Regions from separate parts of the Homo sapiens genome. Here region 1 is linked to region 2. A link is a contact called in ENCODE POLR2A ChIA-PET data. All regions are on one chromosome and are shown on one strand. The core of a region is the stretch at or near the end of the contact, and the rest is flanking DNA. Distances in the headings are between cores, read along the strand shown. Region 1 holds the start of ZFP36 (ZFP36 ring finger protein). Region 2 overlaps KDM4B (lysine demethylase 4B).

The links. ChIA-PET counts read pairs that join two places held with the same protein, here RNA polymerase II (POLR2A).
Region 1: POLR2A ChIA-PET joins it to region 2 with 11 read pairs in activated CD4-positive, alpha-beta T cell. The contact joins the promoter of ZFP36 here to the enhancer-like site in region 2. POLR2A ChIA-PET finds 5 or more read pairs at or near these places in 2 of 52 experiments (activated CD4-positive, alpha-beta T cell and endothelial cell of umbilical vein).

What each region holds. Positions count from the first base shown.
Region 1 is chr19:39,405,475-39,411,417 of GRCh38, forward strand. ZFP36 (ZFP36 ring finger protein) reads left to right here and starts at 1,373. Exons shown (of 2, transcript NM_003407.5): 1 at 1,373-1,454; 2 at 2,269-3,933. The coding sequence starts at 1,431. The coding sequence ends at 3,225. It overlaps MIR4530 (microRNA 4530), which reads right to left and starts at 4,204; the gene lies at 4,149-4,204. RefSeq lists silencers at 967-1,416, 4,207-4,266, 4,617-4,936 and enhancers at 1,537-1,736, 1,787-2,424, 2,425-3,063, 3,064-3,701, 3,964-4,554.
Region 2 is chr19:4,974,971-4,980,813 of GRCh38, forward strand. All of the region lies in intron 1 of KDM4B (lysine demethylase 4B), which reads left to right. Among named protein-coding and RNA genes, the nearest start is that of KDM4B, 8.8 kb to the left of the region's middle. Within about 2 kb of position 2,318, at least 29 of the 41 ENCODE cell types and tissues checked have a DNase peak (open chromatin) inside an H3K27ac peak, as active enhancers do.

The sequences.
Region 1 (5,943 bases), core at 123-2,622, about 34 Mb after region 2:
AAGTGCTAGGACTACAGGTGTGAGCCGGGCAGGAGAGTAACTTCACTTTGGTTTCCTCCTGCCTTAAATGGGCATACCACCTGGCATTAGGATTAATGTGCGTAAAGTACTTAGAACTCAGCCCAGGTGAGTTCTCCTTAACTCAGCCTAGAAGAGATCATCCGCCCGAGGGTGAGGGGGCTAGAGCCGCCCTGTGAATTGGGAAAGGAGGCCCCTTTTCAGCCTTGCCAGGTATCCTGGACCCCACCCAACCCACTCACTCACCCACCCAACCCCAGCAAGTGGGGAGAGGGAGAGCAGTCCAGGTCTCCTTATCTGTCTGGGCTGTTTAGGAGTGAGACCACACAAGGCAGGCAGTTCTCAGAGAATTCCCCTCCAAGGCCTGCTGGCTCTTTCTTGGCACTTTGCTCTGCAGATTTCTTTCCGTAAGTGCTTATTTCTCACAGTCTTTCTCCTTTTTGTCCAGTTTCTTTTTCTTTTTAATTTTTTTAAATAGTATTTTTTGTAGACATGGGATCTCACTGTTGCCCAGGCTGATCTTGAACTCCTGATCTCAGGTAATCCACCTGCCTCATCCTCTGAAAGTACTGGGATTGGCCGGGCTTGGTGGCTCACACCTGTAATTCCAGCTCTTTGGGAGGCGGAGGTGGGAGGATCGCTTGAGCCCCGGAGCTGGAGATTAGCCTGGGCAACATAGGGAAACCCCGTCTTTCAAAAAAAAAAAAAAAGAAGAAGAAAAAGGAAAGAAAAACACAAAAAGTGCTGGGATCACAGGTGTGAGCCACTGCGCTCAGCCCCTTTCTGTTTCTTTTTGTGATCCTCCCAACCCTCTTCTCCCTCTGAATCTGTCTCTGGGACTGTCTCTGTCTCCCCGTCTTCCCTCCCTTCCTCACCCTGTCTATCTCTCTCTGTATGTCTCTTGGTGTGTGTGTCTCTCTCGATGTTTTTCTCTCTGCCTGTCTGCCTGTCTGTACCCCTCTGCGTCTCTCCCCGCCCCCATCCGTCTGTGTCGCACGCGCACCCCCATCGGGCTTCTGCTCTTGTCAATTGCCCCTGGGGCCCTGCCCCCACCTCCGCCCCAGTTTCCTTCTACAAGCCTCAGTCTCCAGCTTTGAAAACTGGGCAGGCGTCCCCCCATCCGCACCCCCACCCCTTCCCCACGCATTCCCCGCTCGGTCACGGCTGTCCACCGGCCAAGCTCAGGCGCGTCCTGGCCCAGGGCCGGGCGGAAGGGAACCAGTCCAGGGCCAGCCAGGCTGCGCCGGGGGCGCGCGTCCGGGAAGCGCCCCTCCTGCCCCGCCCCCGGCCCCGGCCCCGGCCCCGCCCCGTGCTTGCAGTTTCCTATAAGTAGCCGGCTCTCGGTGCCAGCCTCAGCCTGACTTCAGCGCTCCCACTCTCGGCCGACACCCCTCATGGCCAACCGTTACACCATGGATCTGACTGCCATCTACGAGGTGAGTCCCCGCCGCACGGCATCCCCGGTACCTGCATGCCTGAGTCCGAGTCCCCACCTCTCTAGCGCCGCAAACTCCAGCCCGGGACGCTTGCCTCCCTTCTCCAACTGGGGCTCCCTAGCGCCGCGCCCTCCAGCCTGGGGCCCCTGCCTCCCGCTCAGACCAGCTTGGTGATTTGGAGGTGAAAATGGAACCCGCGACACCCGGCTCTTCGCTCAAACATGGGTGGGGCGGCCCATGCAAGTGGAAAGTCGGAGAACTTTTCTCAGACCGAGGCTGCCTGGAGGCGGAAGTGGCCCCCATACCTGGCTCACCCCTAGTCGTTGCTGAGGGCGTGGTTTTGCGCGGAGGCGTCTCTGGGGCTGAAGTCTCAGGGTGGGGGGATCCGACTTCTGTCTCTCCAGTCCCTGACCGTAGAGACAGAGAACCCTAAAACCGAAGCAATCCGGACTTCCAGGTCAACTTTGCCCGGTTTCTCCAGTTGTGAAACTGGAGATCCCGACGCGTGGGTCATATCCGGGGAGGACAAGAGACCCAAAATTGGGAAACAGTGGTGCGCCCTGACTTCGGGGTCCCCCTCTTGGTCCAGCCGGGGAAGCCGGGATTCCTGGGTCCCTCGGGATAAGGCCTCGGTGGTGGGTAAACTCAGAACCTCCAACTCTGGGTTCCTGGCATCCGGAACCCAGGGGTTTCTGCGGGCGGGTGGGGCTCAGGCGGGGAGCCCACAAACCGGCCTGGCAAGCTCTAGTTCCCTGCAGCTGGGGTGGGGCGTCGCCCTGCATTTTCAGGTGCCTTAACCGACCCATTTCCGCAGAGCCTCCTGTCGCTGAGCCCTGACGTGCCCGTGCCATCCGACCATGGAGGGACTGAGTCCAGCCCAGGCTGGGGCTCCTCGGGACCCTGGAGCCTGAGCCCCTCCGACTCCAGCCCGTCTGGGGTCACCTCCCGCCTGCCTGGCCGCTCCACCAGCCTAGTGGAGGGCCGCAGCTGTGGCTGGGTGCCCCCACCCCCTGGCTTCGCACCGCTGGCTCCCCGCCTGGGCCCTGAGCTGTCACCCTCACCCACTTCGCCCACTGCAACCTCCACCACCCCCTCGCGCTACAAGACTGAGCTATGTCGGACCTTCTCAGAGAGTGGGCGCTGCCGCTACGGGGCCAAGTGCCAGTTTGCCCATGGCCTGGGCGAGCTGCGCCAGGCCAATCGCCACCCCAAATACAAGACGGAACTCTGTCACAAGTTCTACCTCCAGGGCCGCTGCCCCTACGGCTCTCGCTGCCACTTCATCCACAACCCTAGCGAAGACCTGGCGGCCCCGGGCCACCCTCCTGTGCTTCGCCAGAGCATCAGCTTCTCCGGCCTGCCCTCTGGCCGCCGGACCTCACCACCACCACCAGGCCTGGCCGGCCCTTCCCTGTCCTCCAGCTCCTTCTCGCCCTCCAGCTCCCCACCACCACCTGGGGACCTTCCACTGTCACCCTCTGCCTTCTCTGCTGCCCCTGGCACCCCCCTGGCTCGAAGAGACCCCACCCCAGTCTGTTGCCCCTCCTGCCGAAGGGCCACTCCTATCAGCGTCTGGGGGCCCTTGGGTGGCCTGGTTCGGACCCCCTCTGTACAGTCCCTGGGATCCGACCCTGATGAATATGCCAGCAGCGGCAGCAGCCTGGGGGGCTCTGACTCTCCCGTCTTCGAGGCGGGAGTTTTTGCACCACCCCAGCCCGTGGCAGCCCCCCGGCGACTCCCCATCTTCAATCGCATCTCTGTTTCTGAGTGACAAAGTGACTGCCCGGTCAGATCAGCTGGATCTCAGCGGGGAGCCACGTCTCTTGCACTGTGGTCTCTGCATGGACCCCAGGGCTGTGGGGACTTGGGGGACAGTAATCAAGTAATCCCCTTTTCCAGAATGCATTAACCCACTCCCCTGACCTCACGCTGGGGCAGGTCCCCAAGTGTGCAAGCTCAGTATTCATGATGGTGGGGGATGGAGTGTCTTCCGAGGTTCTTGGGGGAAAAAAAATTGTAGCATATTTAAGGGAGGCAATGAACCCTCTCCCCCACCTCTTCCCTGCCCAAATCTGTCTCCTAGAATCTTATGTGCTGTGAATAATAGGCCTTCACTGCCCCTCCAGTTTTTATAGACCTGAGGTTCCAGTGTCTCCTGGTAACTGGAACCTCTCCTGAGGGGGAATCCTGGTGCTCAAATTACCCTCCAAAAGCAAGTAGCCAAAGCCGTTGCCAAACCCCACCCATAAATCAATGGGCCCTTTATTTATGACGACTTTATTTATTCTAATATGATTTTATAGTATTTATATATATTGGGTCGTCTGCTTCCCTTGTATTTTTCTTCCTTTTTTTGTAATATTGAAAACGACGATATAATTATTATAAGTAGACTATAATATATTTAGTAATATATATTATTACCTTAAAAGTCTATTTTTGTGTTTTGGGCATTTTTAAATAAACAATCTGAGTGTAAGCTGGGATCCTGGCTTCTTCGCGGTCTAGAGACAGGAATGGAGAGGGAGGGGGTGACTTTTTGGAAGCTGGGTGCAGTTAACTCTTCCTCTCCGAGCCCCGCGGCGCTTACCTGGCAGGAAGTGACGTCACCGGGCCTGGCCGTTCACCTGAAAGGGTGGGACCAGGTGAGGTCACCAGATGGGAACCGGGGGAGCCAGTTCCCGGGCGTCGGGGGCGCCGCGCTCCCGTCCTGCTGGGCTCCTTGACCCAGCTTCGGGCGGGTGCGGTCGGGGACGGGATGTTTCCGTCCCCACGGGGCCGCGGGAGGCGGGAGGGGCCGGGTGGGGAGGACGGAATGTGCTGGGGCGCGCGCCCAGAGCGAGCGGGGGCGGGCGCGGGGCGGGGCAGCCTGGGGTAGCGGAACCCGTTTCGGGACTAGAGGTTCCGGGGGGGCTTCGACACCTTCTGGATGTTGGGGAAGCGGGTTTAGGGTCTCAAGAGGCTAGGATCTCAACATTTGGGAGTCACAGGTTGCATCCCCTAGCGCTTTAGACTCTAGACCCCTGGTGGCTCGGAGTTGCAGATTTCTGGCCACCCGGGACCCTGGAGCCCGGGAATTACCGGGTCTTGGCATTTCCGAACCTTGGAAGTCCGAGGCTTCGCACACCGACCAGGGTCGGCCCCGCGAGGCCAGGGCGTGTGGGTAGGGGCCGCGCGTCTAGGAGGGGCCCCGGGGGAGCCGCGTCTTCAGACCATACAAGGCCAGCGTCGTCGGGACCAACCCCGGGGCCCCGCGCCCGGAAGCCGCCCTGCGTCAGCGCCTGCGGCTCGGCCCTGCCGCCCAGCCTTCGCCCCCTGCGACCCCTCTTTTTTCTCCTTGCCCCGCACTCCTCCCTCCTCCCTCTCACTTCCCTCTTCTCTCCTTTCCCTACCCTCACCCTTCCTCCTCTTTTTCACTTCCTCCTCTGCACCCTTCTGCCCCGCCCTACACCCTTTGCCTTCTGTTCTTCTCTCCCCCTCCAATTTGTCCCCTCCCTCATTACTCCTCTCCCACTTCCAGCCTCCCCATCCTGCCGTCTCTTACCCCCTTTCTCCTCCTTCCCGTCTCCCTTCTCTCCCTTTTTCCGTCCTTCTTTCCCTCTCCACCCTTTCCTTGCCCTCCCACTCCCCATTGTCCTCTTCCCCTCCTCCCCCTAGCCTTACTCCTTCTCCTCTTCTCTCTCCCTCTGAAGCCCCTTTCCCTCCTCTCCCTTCTCTCTACCCTCCTCAAGCCTCCCTCCTGCTCTCAGGCCTCCTTGGCCCACTCCCCTTGCTCACTGACATTTGGTCTCCTCTTCCAGGAAACTGCTTCCCTTGTGGGAAAGGGCTCAGGCCCTAATAAGTAGAAGAGGATCAGGCGAGAGGGAGTCAGAACCCCTGAGATGCAAAGGCAGCAGAGGGGCAGAGACCAAGAGCAAGCAGTGAAGAGACATTTGCAGAAACAGTCTTGGAGACTGAAAGAACAACATCTCTGGTCCTTCCTTTAGCCAGATCTGATTCTCTGCCCCTTCCCCAAAAAATCCCTCATATAAGAAAACGGCACTTCTCACCATCTACCAGGGCTTAAGCCAGACACCCAGGAGTATCCCTTGACACCTTGTTCTCAAATCCACACCCCAGTCCAACAGCAATCCTGTCTGATCCACCTGCAAAATAGATCCACTATCCACCTGCCCCCACCATGACCCCCACCCTGGTCCTAGCCAACATCGTCTGCCATTTGCATCTTCATAGCAGCCCCAGCCCCAGTCTCTGCTCTAGCCCCTGCCTTCAGTCTCTCCTTTCTCCACTCCCCCACGAGACAACCAAAGGAAGCCTGTTATGAGACCTGAGTCAGGTCACATAAAAGTCAAAGTCCGAAGTCCTCCCCACAGCCCACACAATCTGGCACCCATCGCTTACCCTCCCCCTTGGCCACTCTGCTCCAGCCACACTGGCCTCCTAGCTGCTCTACCAAGTCTGGTCTGCTTCATCCATAGGAGCTTTGCAC
Region 2 (5,843 bases), core at 1,068-3,567:
GCCCTTCCCTGCCGCAGGACCTGTGCACTTGCTGTGCCCGCTGCCTGGTTCTCTTTCCACCCAGCCGGCTCCTTATCACTCTAGTCACTTCCCTTCCCTACTTCTCCTCCTTTGCATGTCACACGATCAGAGCTGGGTATTAGTCTGTTTGTGTATCTGTTTGTCTCATCTACTAGGGCAGGGGCTTTTTCTGGAAGGGCCGGAGAATAAATATTTTTGGCTTTGTAAGCCAGAGGTCATCTCTGTCCAGACCACTCTGCTTTGCCGTTGTAGCAAGAAAGCTCCCGTGGGCGAGTGTGCCTGTGTTTCAGTAAAACTTTATTTATGGACACAAACGTGAATTCCGTGCAATTTTTACATTATAAGACATTTTTCTTCTTTTGCTTTTTTTTTCCTCCAACGACTAAAAAATGTCAAAACCATTCTTAGACTGCAGGCTGTACAAAAACAGGTGGCGGGCAGGATTGAACCTGTGGGTTGTAGTTTGCAAATACCTGGCTAGGGTGTGAGGGCCACACTACGGAAAGCTATGGAAACCATGTCAGCCTCACGACCCCTAGAATGTACGGCAGCTCCTTAGACGTGGTGGGTGTTGAGTGGACATTCCTTGTTGAGTGAATGAATTTTTTTTTTTTTTTTTGAGACAGAGTTTTGCTCTGTGGCCCAGGCTGGGGCGCAGTGGGCTGATCTCGGCTCACTGCAACCTCCACCTCCCGGATTCAAGCGATTCTCCTACTTCAGCCTCTTGAGTAGCTGGGATTACAGGTGCATGCCACCACGCTCGACTAATTTTTGTATTTTTAGTAGAGATGGGATTGCGCCATGTTGGCCAGGCTGGTCTCCAACTCCTGACCTCAGGGCATCCGCCTGTCTTGGCCTCCCAAAGTGCTGGGATTACAGGCGTGACCCACCGTGCCCAGCCTGAGTGTGAATTTGTATCTTCCTAACTTCAAAGCATTTAGAGTCATATTCTAGCCTTAAAAAAAAAATGGGGCATGGCCGGGTGCGGTGGCTCACGCCTGTAATCCCAGCACTTTGAGAGGCCGAGGCGGGTGGATCACCTGAGGTCAGGAGTTCGAGACCATCCTGACCAATATGGAGAAATCCTGTCTCTACTAAAAATACAAAATTAGTTGGGCGTGGTGGTGTATGCCTGTAATCCCAGCTTGTTGGGAGGCTGAGGCAGGAGAATCGCTTGAACCCTGGAGGCAGGGGTTGCAGTGAGCTGAGATCACGTCACTGCACTCCAGCCTGGGCGACAAGAGGGAAACTCAGTCTCAAAAAAAAAAAAAAAAAAGGTCATGGGTCATTTCAAGGATCCTTAAAACTGCAGGAATGTGAGAAAATGCGATGCTGACATCCACCCAGACAGCCTCACCATAAAGGAGGGAAAAAACAGCTACAAACAGTGTAGGTGGGGGGAACGCTTCGCTGTTTGAGACGCCAGACTCTCTTGCTCTGGGATTCACGCGGCTGCCTTTCTGTTACAGCTCACCAAGCGTCAGAAGCACGTCGAGCCGTGTACTCGGCCCAAGGAGTTCAGTGTGACCTGGCAGGAACTGAGGGTTTGTTTAAAAGGAAGACAGCATTGCACAATTTCACAAGGCTTTTGTTTTGTAAGCATCGGAACTCTCCTCGTTACCAGTGCTAGCGCCCCCGATGGGAGGGGCAGGGGAGTCGCAGATGGTGGTTTCTGCTGTCCCTGAGCACAGAAAGCCTCATGAGGGAGGTGGCTTATCCAGTGCAGAGCTCAGCTTTGTAGAGTGAGTGGACAAGTGCCCGTCGGTGGCCATCGTGCGGTCAGTAGCCGAGTGGGGGACTGTGCCCGGCCACACTTCCTTTGTCTCACTCTTCTCCTGGCTGACAGGCATTTTCTGAGCCAAGTAGGTCTTTGGCATCTTAGATTTGGGCCTGTCCCAGGAACGTTCTGACTTGTCAAGAAATCGTACCGTTAATTTACGGTCATGCTTTCTTTCCTTGATTGAAATAAACAATCTGGAGAGGCTTGCTCAGAATTTCTTGGCTTTCAAAAGTTGCCTGTCTTTTTTTCTTTTTCTTTTTCTTTTCTGTTTTTTTTTTATTTTTGCTTGCCCCCTCTCTCTCCCTGCTTCTCTGGCTCTTCCTCCCTTCCCTCTTTCTTTTCTTTCTTTATCCACCTCAGTGATCTCAGCAAACACGAGGGGATGGATGACAAGTTTGCGTCCAGCCATCTCCGCCCTGCTGGCAGGCTGTGCCTCTTTGGCGGTGGCCGAGCGCGAAGTTGCTCTGTGGCTCTGGACTGGGATCGTGTTTGTTCAATGGACAAAGGCTGAGAATCCCGAGGCCGACTGCCCAGTGGCTGCTGCACCTCAAGACCCCGAGGGCTCTCAGGTGCACAGTGACAGTCACTCACGCAGACCTGGCCCCGTTTGCTGGTAGGCGCGACCACCGTTGTGTTTTTCAGACAAGCCTGGGTGACTTGCTGTGAAAACGTCAGCTGAGGGCACGGTGGCAGGATTTCCCCCTGCATAGACCTCCCGTCAGCATTCATAGCTGGACCCAAGTGCTGGCACCTTCCGAGCCGCCGGCAGTGGCGGTGGGCCTGTTTGCGTTTTTGCGGCTGCCCTAGTCTCCAGGGAGAGAGCGTGGAGACAGACGATTTGTATGAGATTAGCCGGCCGTGGATTCAGAATCGCTCTTTGTGTGATGGGTCCCAGGGGTTCCTTTTGACCACAGAGCCAGCCTGAAACTACCCACGGGTGCTGTGGACCCCTTGATCATGGCGGGATGGAAATGGGCTGTGCCCTCAGCCGGGACTCAGGACTGCAGCATGTCTGGGCAGCAGCCTGGAAGCTGGCCAGCCTCGGCGCCCTTGGGGACAGCCCTTGACACTCTGGCTCGGTGCCCTGAGTGAGGGGGCGCCACCCTGGGCTCCCTGGGATGCGAGCAGGACCCAAGCCAGGCTGCTGGACCGGGACAGTCGCGTCATGTTGCTGTTGTCCCCTTCCTGCAGCATCTCCATACTCTCCTAAAATCCCATCTGTCAGACAGTGTTGGCTGTAGGCAGAGCGGGCCTCCTGTCTTGCAGTCGGGCCGCGTGGATCTGATTGTCTTGCTCAGGAGAGAGAGAAGATTGCCGTCCCTAGCATGCACTTGAGTCAAGCCTCTGGAATTTCAACTCCTGCTCCCTGCTCTATTCCAACTGCTTCCCCCAGGAAGGGGGGACGAGGCGGAGGAAGTCGTTCTCTTGACACCCCTAGAACATAAGGCATCTTGGCCAGGCACAGTGGCTCACGCCTGTCATCCCAGCACTTTGGGAGGCTGAGGAGGGTGGATCACCTGGGGTCAGGAGTTCAAGACCAGCCTGGCCAACGTGGTGAAACCCCATCTCTACTAAAAATGCAAAACTTAGCCGGGCGCGGTGGCACGTGCCTGTAATCCCAGCTACTCGGGAGGCTGAGGGAGGAGAATCGCTTGAACCTGGGAGGTGGAGGTTGCAGTGAGCTGAGATCACGCCACTGCACTCCAGCCTGCACAATGGAGTGAGACTCTGTCTCAAAAAAAAAAAAAAAAAAAAAAAAAAAAAAAGAACATAAGGCATCTCATGTTACTGTCTGTCTGGGCTGGAATTGGTGGAAGCCACAGAATTTTTTTGGCCCCTCTAGCCACGGGTGTCCTGCGTACCCCAAAGGCAGAGCAGAGCCTGCTTCTCAGCTAGAGCCTGAAGGGCAGCTGCCGTTCATCAAAACAGCTCCTGTGCAATTCTGTGCCTGTCGCTGGCTCAGGGGCGCGGGAGGAGGGATGGGCTGCAGCGAGCGGGTGTGGTCAGGCCCAGGCTGGTGCGTGGTCACTGGGAGCTCGGGCAGCATGGCTGTCACTGTAGCCACACCCTGGGTCCCTCTGAGTGGGTTTGCATTGTCCAGCTCCGCGTGAGAGTTGTCAAGTTCATGCGTGCCTGGTCAGGGGCGCAGGGTGGCCAGATGACCAGTGTCTCCTGCCCGCAGGGCCTCTTGGTGGAAGGAGATGGAGAATAACTGCCAAGAGGGGTAGAAACCAAGCCTGGAGGCCGGATGGCTGTAACCCAGCACTGTGGGAGGCTGAGGTGGGAGGATCGGTGGAGGCCAGGAGTTCAAGACCAGCAAGGGCAACATGGCAAGACCCCATCTCTACAAAAACTAGAAAAAATTTGCCAGATGTGGTGGCTATGTCTGTAGTCCCAGCTACTCGGGAGGCTGAGGCGGGAGGATTGCTTGAGCCCAGGAGTTTGAGCCTACAGTGAGCCATGATTACACCACTGCACTCCAGCCTGGGCAACAGAGCAAGACCATGTCTCAAAAAAACCCCAAAAAACCAAGCCCAGGGAAGCACAGGGCAGTGCAGTGCGCCGGGAGGCTTCCCATAGGAACTGCTGTTTGCGCAGAGCCTTGTCCATTGTGGGAACTGTCACAGATGACTGTGAGCTTGAGAGCAGAGGAAGTAGCGAGAGGAACTTGGGGGTGTGGCCTGGGAGATCTGAGAGGGGATGGGGTCAGGGTGAAGCCCACCTGGCATGCTGGAGGCAGCTGGGCACCCAGGCTCTGGGGTGTCTCTGGAGGTGTTACCCGAACCAGTGTGATCATGGGGACATGAGGCAGCAGGCAGCCCCGTCCTCGAGGAGCTCAGAGTCTAGTTGGCAAGTCTAGAAGCCATTCCTGTCACCAGGGAGGGCCACCTCACAGTTGCCCAACTATTGGCGTCAGTGTGCTGGCCAGGTTCTGAATTTTCTAGGACAGCCTCCCTTAGAAATGATCCTGCCATTTTAAAAAATATATATTTTTATGGAGCTATCATTCACATACTATGAAATTCATCTTCTTAAAGTATACAATTCAGGCTGGGCACAGCGGCTCATGCCTGCAATCCTAGCACTTTGGGAGGCTGAGGTGGGCAGATCACTTGAGGTCAGGAGTTTGAGACCAGCCTGGGCAAAATGGTGAAACCCCATCTCTACTAACAATACAAAAGAATTAGCCAGGCATAGTGGTGCACGCCTGTAGTCCCAGCTACTTGGGAGGCTGGGGCATGAGAATCGCTTGAACCCAGGAGGCGGAGGCTGCAGTGAGCTGAGATCATGCCACTGCACTCCAGCCTGGGTGACAGAGCAAGACCTTTTCTCAAAAAAAAAAAGATACAATTTAGTGGTTTTTAGTACATTGACACAGTTGTGCAACCGTCACCACTATCAAATGTTAGAACCTTTCTATTATTACACAAAGGCACTCTGCCTCCACCAGTGGTCACTATCCATCCCCTCCCCCATCTGCTGGTACCCACACATCTCTTTCCTGTCTCTGGATTGGCCTGTCCTGAACATTTCATAGAGATGGAGTCACACACTGTGTGGCCTGTTGTGTCTGGCTTCTCTCAGTGGGCGTGATATTCTCAAGGTGTATCCACGCATGGCATGTGTCAGAGCCTTGTCCCTTTTCTTTCTTTTTTTTTTTTTTTTTTTTGAGATGGAGTCTTACTCTGCCACCCAGGCTGGAGTGCAGTGGCATGATCTCAGCTCACCTCAACCTCCGCCTCCTGGGTTCAAGTGATTCTCCTGCCTCAGCCTCCTGAGTAGCTGGGATTACAGGCACCTGCCACCACACCCGGCTAATTTTTGTATTTTTAGTAGAGATGGGGTTTCACCATGTTACATGGCCAGGCTGGTCTCGAACTCCTGGCCTCAAGTCATCTGCCTGCCTCGGCCTCCCAAAGTGCTGGGATGACAGGCGTGAGCCACCGCGCCCGGCCCACTTTGTCTCTTTACCTGGCTGCATCCTATTCCCCTGTGCGGGGGGTGTCCTGTTTTGTTTTCCATTCATCTCAGTGGGCATTTA